Regions from separate parts of the Homo sapiens genome. Here region 1 is linked to region 2. The links are chromatin loops, found by intact Hi-C in ENCODE. Cell type or tissue: PC-9. All regions are shown on one strand. Links, peaks and the distances in the headings refer to the core of each region. The heading gives the core; the rest is flanking DNA. Region 1 overlaps LINC00423 (long intergenic non-protein coding RNA 423). Region 2 overlaps STARD13 (StAR related lipid transfer domain containing 13).

Region 1 (2,821 bases), core at 287-2,786, 300 kb before region 2:
ACACCATAATTGTGTGAAATGGTCTGATTTAGAAACCAATTATAAGGAATGTAATTATCTACTAATGAAATATGCATGTAAGTCCTTGGTTTGCTGCTTCTAATGTCACTGTAGACAAATGCATAGCCAGGAGAAAACTTGCATAAAGTAAATTGAAAATCACCCATTTCCAGATTATTACTGAAAATCTCCTGACACCTAACATCTCAGAACCAAAAAGAATACCTGCTTTTCACCTGCAAGTGTCTCACTGTGTGTGTATGTATATGTGTGTGTATATGTAACATGCATGTGTATATGTGTATGTATTTGTGTATATATGTGATACGTATGTGTTTATATGTGCATATGCATGTAATATGTGTATGTGTGTACTTGTGTGTGTATGCATGTGCCTGTATGTGTGTGAGTGGGTAAGTGTGTGCGTGTATATGTGTGTGTGTATATGTGTGTGTGCGTGTGTGTGTCTATGTGTGTGCACGTGTATATGTGTGTGTGTATGTGTGTGTATGAGTGTATATGTGTGTGTTGGGGGGTGAGTGGGGTAGTGGGGGCTCAGACGGGGTGTTTTCTGGTCAAACCTTAAGGTCCACAACTACCCCTTTCTGTCTACTGATAATTCTTGATGATTAAATCCATAGGTTTCTCTGGGCTACAAAGCCAGAACTCTAAGGTCCTTTTTTTAAATTATAAGAACGAAAATAGAAGAAATTCCCTTTGGTTCTCTTAGGAAATGCATGATTGAGAAACAGCCCGTTGTCCTCTTCAGTTTTCATATGCCGTGCACAGTGAGACAGGGGAGCAGAGCCCTGGGAGCCGGCGCGCTCTCGAGACGTGGACTGTCGCCCCGGGGAGAAGACAGCAGACTGTGCTTCTGAGCTTTCGCCCTCTCCTTCCCCGGCAGAGGCGCTTGTGAAACGTTTGCTACAGTTGGGGCAGGATGGAGAAGGCAGGGTCAAGCTGCACAGCCCCAGGGCAGTGGTGCCATTCTCCATGGTGCTAACAGACTGTGAGTGGGATGCTGAAATTTTAGGGTCCCATTTCCCACAGACGTTTGCCTTGCTCATGGCTGTGGTATAAGAGCAAATTCTCCTTATCCTAAGCCAACCAAGCTTGCTTTATTAAAATATCTTTTATGCCTTCTTGTCCCCACTTCACTGCTCCAGTCTCTTCACTTCCTGAATTTTGTCAATTCTAAGACACGTTTGGGTACATTTGAGCAATTCGAAGTGGGGATGCCTCTTACAGTCAATGCTTGTCATAGTTTAATTGGCAGCCTTGGGACATAACATAATGGTATGCTTTATAATCTATGGTGCCCTAGGTTTGATGAAATATGACAACTCTATGGGCTTTGCAAAACTGTCTCCCTTTCGAGCCTTGTCATATGCTACTGCTTCATACAAACTCTGTCCCGAAGGATGTTTTGTGATGACTTGTGTCCCTGGAATGCACTTTCTTCCCGGGCGATCTTTGCTCTGGTTTTTCTCTGCCTCTGACGCTTTCTATTACAGCTTCGTCTCTGCCTATGGAAATCCGTCCTCTTCTTCAGGGCCCAGCTCAAAGGCTCATCACCACCTGGAGTCTCCCCTGATGATCTCATCCTGAAATCATCCCTTCCTGCCCTAAAATCTTACAGGGATTTGCTTGTGCTTCCTCATGGCATTTAGAGGCCTTTAAAAAACTAATGATCAAATTATTTATCTTTCTTAATAAATTCTTATCCTTATCTTTCTTGGTATTTGGAAGCAAATATTACATTTATATTCTCAAACAGTTGATTTTTCATGGACAATGTGGTAAGGAATGTTGGGCAAAACTCAACTCCAATTCAGATGGAATATCTGTGTCAATTTTATGCAAAACCTTTCTTTTTTTTTTTTTTAAAAAAAACCACTTTTTGAGTTATGATTGAGATATAAAAACCTGTACATATTTAATGTATACAATCTGATGAGTTTGGAGATGAGTACCATCAGCCTTCCAGATCTACAGTTTCTGCATCTGGGGATTTAACTAACTCGAATCAAAAATATTTGGAGAAAATATATACAAATAATACAAATAAAAAGCAATGCTGTATAGTAACTACATAGCATTTAGGTATTATAAGTAATCTAGAGATGATTTAAAGTGTATGGGAGGATGTGCTTAGGTTATATGCAAATATTATACCATTTTATATCAGGGACTTGAGCATCTACAGGTTTTGGTATCTCTGGGGGTCTTGGAACCAATCCCCCTCAGATATTGAGGGATGACTGAAATCGCCTTTGCAAAATTATAACTGAGGAAATTATGACAGTGCAAGAGATCAGACCTAACTGACTCCATCTTTCTTCTAACTTTTAAGCTGTCCTTGTTCATTCCTGGGCGTAGGCTGAACTAACTTTGGGAAGGAATTCAGTTTATGGATTCCTTAACTGTTTTTGTTCTGAAACAAAATTGATAATAGCCCTTTCTTGAAAAGACCTCTTTCCTGCCTGGGGACAAGTTTGCCTTTGCAGGACTAACAATTTAGCTACAATATTAGAAATTACAGTTTAGGAGTCGTGCAACCTCTGGTTCCGGGAGTCTGAATCTCCCCACCTTGCTCCTGGAGATAACATCATTATTGTAAAACCTAAGATCAGTGCTTGAGTATTTTGCAGACCCTGCACTTGATGGATTAGCTGACACCATGGAGACTGGTAATTTGGCTCAACTAGTTCTGCAACCCCACCTAGGAACAGAAGACAGTAAGAAAACCTCACTTCGACCCTGACCCGCCAAATTATTTTTAAAAACCCTACACCGGGCCTGGTGGCTCACACCTGTGATC
Region 2 (2,821 bases), core at 32-2,531:
GCCCTTTAGGGTTTACATTGCCATGGGGATTTTGAGAACGTCTGGTCAATGGGAGGTTTGGTGAAAACAATGTGGGTCGTGGATGAAAGAATCCCAGATAAACAGCCATATCCAGTGCCCCTGCAGGGGAGAGTTTTATGGGGAATATGTTCATGAAACAGACTAATATCATAAGTACATATTTTGATTTAAGGAATTTATTTACTTTTTCTTCTTTGGAATTCTTGGCACTTACTTTTCTACCTGTTTGTTTTTATGCAGTAAGCTATGGCTCTAGTGAGAATGATTCCTGGGTGGCTTTTTTTTCAGACCTCAAGATATTGTCATATCATGCCTTTTTCATCTTAGAGTCTAGACTCCTCCCCTACTTGATGAATAAATGGAGCATTAAGGCATCAAGGACAGAGTGGCCCTAATGAGAATGAGTGAGGCAGAGCAGAGCCCGGCAAGAATGAAGATCCTGCAATGGTGGGGCAGGTTAAGCTCTAGGCCCTCTAGAGGAACTTTCTGTGCTGGACTTACCCGCTATTCAAAAAGGAACTGAACTTTCCTGGGCACCCTGGCTTATAGTGAAATAATATGTCTGCTATTTTTTAAATGCCTATAGGGAGTTGATTTGCTTCAACCCTCAATTTTCACAGCTCTCATTCCCCAGTGGCTCATGGGTTGGCCCACTTCTGCAAAGCAAGGTAGAACCTTCCTGAGTGGCTGGTCAGGTAGACAGTGGCCACTAGTGTCAGCCACTGCTCATCCCCCCTATACCTGGAGGAAAGCCTAATACAGGTCGTCTTACTGATCACTCTGTGTGCCAGGCCGGCCTCCACCCAAGTTCGGGTATGTGACAAAGGCTTTCCTGATTGCTGCAACAAATGGAGAGCAGTCCTCATTCTTTTAAATTGTGGTAACAGCAGGGGAAGGATTCCAAGCCATTAGAGCATACTCAGGTTTTTGTATATGTCAGCCGAATGGATCACAGGGGAAATTATACACTGCTACTTTTTGTGGCCATAAAAACAGAATTCTTAGTAATATTTCTTTGCATTCCAAGGTTTATCGCTCTAATCCCACACATCAGGATATTCAGGCTGATAATATTGTCACTTAAAATATGAGTTACTTTCTTTTTTATTCTTAAAGTTTGGAATGTCTAGAAAATGCACAGTTTTGCCATACTTAGATGATTCGCCACAAAGAATCCAGACAATATTTATCTTCCTTCAACTGGCAACAACTCCAAATTTCATCAAAGGGCATGGAAAGAAAGCATGTACTGTCAAAAGAGAAAAAAATTCAAGATGTCAGGTGAGTGATTATTGGGGTGAGATCCATCTCCGATTTGTTTACATCTTCTGCTTTTCTGATTTTGGAAGGAGGCCCAGGACTGTGCACACCACAGGGCTGGCTGTGCTGTACGAGAGTTCTCATAATCGAGATGCCCTGAAGGTAAATACTTCAGTGTGACTCACAAATATTTATCCTCATATGAGCAGGTATTATTCCATTTGAGAAGAATTCCTACTTTTTTAACAGCAGAGAAATGTTGATCAGGATCTACAAAAAGAATAAAGCAGACAGTGTTTCTGTTTAAATTGTCGAGCACGTTCCTCTTTTGTCCACCGTGTCTTGCGGGCTGTTTCTGGGCACACAGTCATGTGCGTGCACACACACATCCCAGAGATGCTATCTTTGTATTGTTTGGTTTCCAAATTTCTTTCTCGTTTCAGCAAATATTGTTATTTTAATTATTTTAGACATGTCTGCAGCTCTCCAGCTGTGGGCTCTGAGCTGCTTTTTCTGACTGAGATCTTAGGATGTCCAGAGGGTAGTCAGGGATTTATTGTGCTGCCTCGAAGTCTGACAATAACCTTCCTGCCCTGGCCTTGTCTTCTAGGGGACATGGGAAATATAGACGTATATATATATTTTGGTTTCTGTGGATTTTTGTTGGAAGTACAGCAGGAAAATTTTCTTTCATAAACCTAATAAAGAAAAGGTGGTCTCAAATCAGATTCCAGTTATAGTAGCTGAAGATGGCCAAAGGGAAAGATGGAAAGAACCTCTCTTCAAAGCTATTGATGAGCTGATGATTGAGCTAACCCTGGAACCGTTCTATTTCCTGACTTTTTTTTTTTTTGAGACGGAGTCTTGCTCTGTCACCCAGGCTGGAGTGCAGTGGCGCATTCAAGTGATTCTCCTGTCTCAGCCTACTAAGTAGCTGGGATTACAGGCACCTGCCACCACTTCCAGCTACTTTTTACATTTTTTAGTAGAGACAGGATTTCGCCACATTGGCCAGGCTGGTCTCGAACTCCTGACCTCAAGTGATCCACCCACCTTGGCCTCCCAAAGTGCTGGCATTACAGGTGTGAGCCGCCATGGCTGGCCTATTTCCTGACTTTTTGTTTGTGTTTTGTGAGACCATGAATTTCCTGTCATTTAAGCCATTTTGGGATGGGGCTTCTAGTGGTTGCTGTGGAAAGCCACTGGGCACAGTGAGTAGAAGATGGTCTTTCTAAGGCATAGAGAGATCCTGAGACCAGAAGAAGAGCTTCCCCTCTCGATCCTCATAGAAAAACACTGTGACGGCAACGAGTGGTTTCCAATAATCATTTCTTCTTCAGAAAGTTTTGGCCGAGCACAGTGGCTCACACCTGTAATCCCAGCACTTTGGGAGGCCGAGGTGGTTGGATTGTCTGAGGTCAGGAGTTTGAGACCAGCCTGGCCAACATGGCAAAACCTCGTCTCTACTAAAAAATACAAAAATTAGCCAGGAGTGGTGGTGGGTGCCTGGAATCCCAGCTACTTGGAAGGCTGAGGTGGG

The links. A loop is a pair of places that touch in the nucleus more often than their neighbours do. Peaks named below come from ENCODE experiments on the same cell type or tissue, not always from the same donor. Only the 100,000 strongest peaks of a DNase experiment are listed, where the experiment ranks them.
Region 1: a loop joins it to region 2, with 23 times the contacts of the local background. A loop is called at or near these places in 1 of 110 quality-filtered maps.

Annotation. Positions count from the first base shown.
Region 1 is chr13:32,823,379-32,826,199 of GRCh38, forward strand. The region is part of intron 4 of LINC00423 (long intergenic non-protein coding RNA 423); the gene reads right to left. Among named protein-coding and RNA genes, the nearest start is that of LINC00423, 87 kb to the right of the region's middle. In PC-9, for the core only: no CTCF peak of the experiment used is centred there; a DNase peak (open chromatin) is centred at 1,503; H3K4me3 peaks cover 653 bases; H3K27ac peaks cover 2,500 bases.
Region 2 is chr13:33,118,656-33,121,476 of GRCh38, forward strand. All of the region lies in intron 7 of STARD13 (StAR related lipid transfer domain containing 13), which reads right to left. Among named protein-coding and RNA genes, the nearest start is that of KL, 100 kb to the left of the region's middle. In PC-9, for the core only: no CTCF peak of the experiment used is centred there; DNase peaks (open chromatin) are centred at 856 and 1,456; H3K4me3 peaks cover 896 bases; H3K27ac peaks cover 2,500 bases.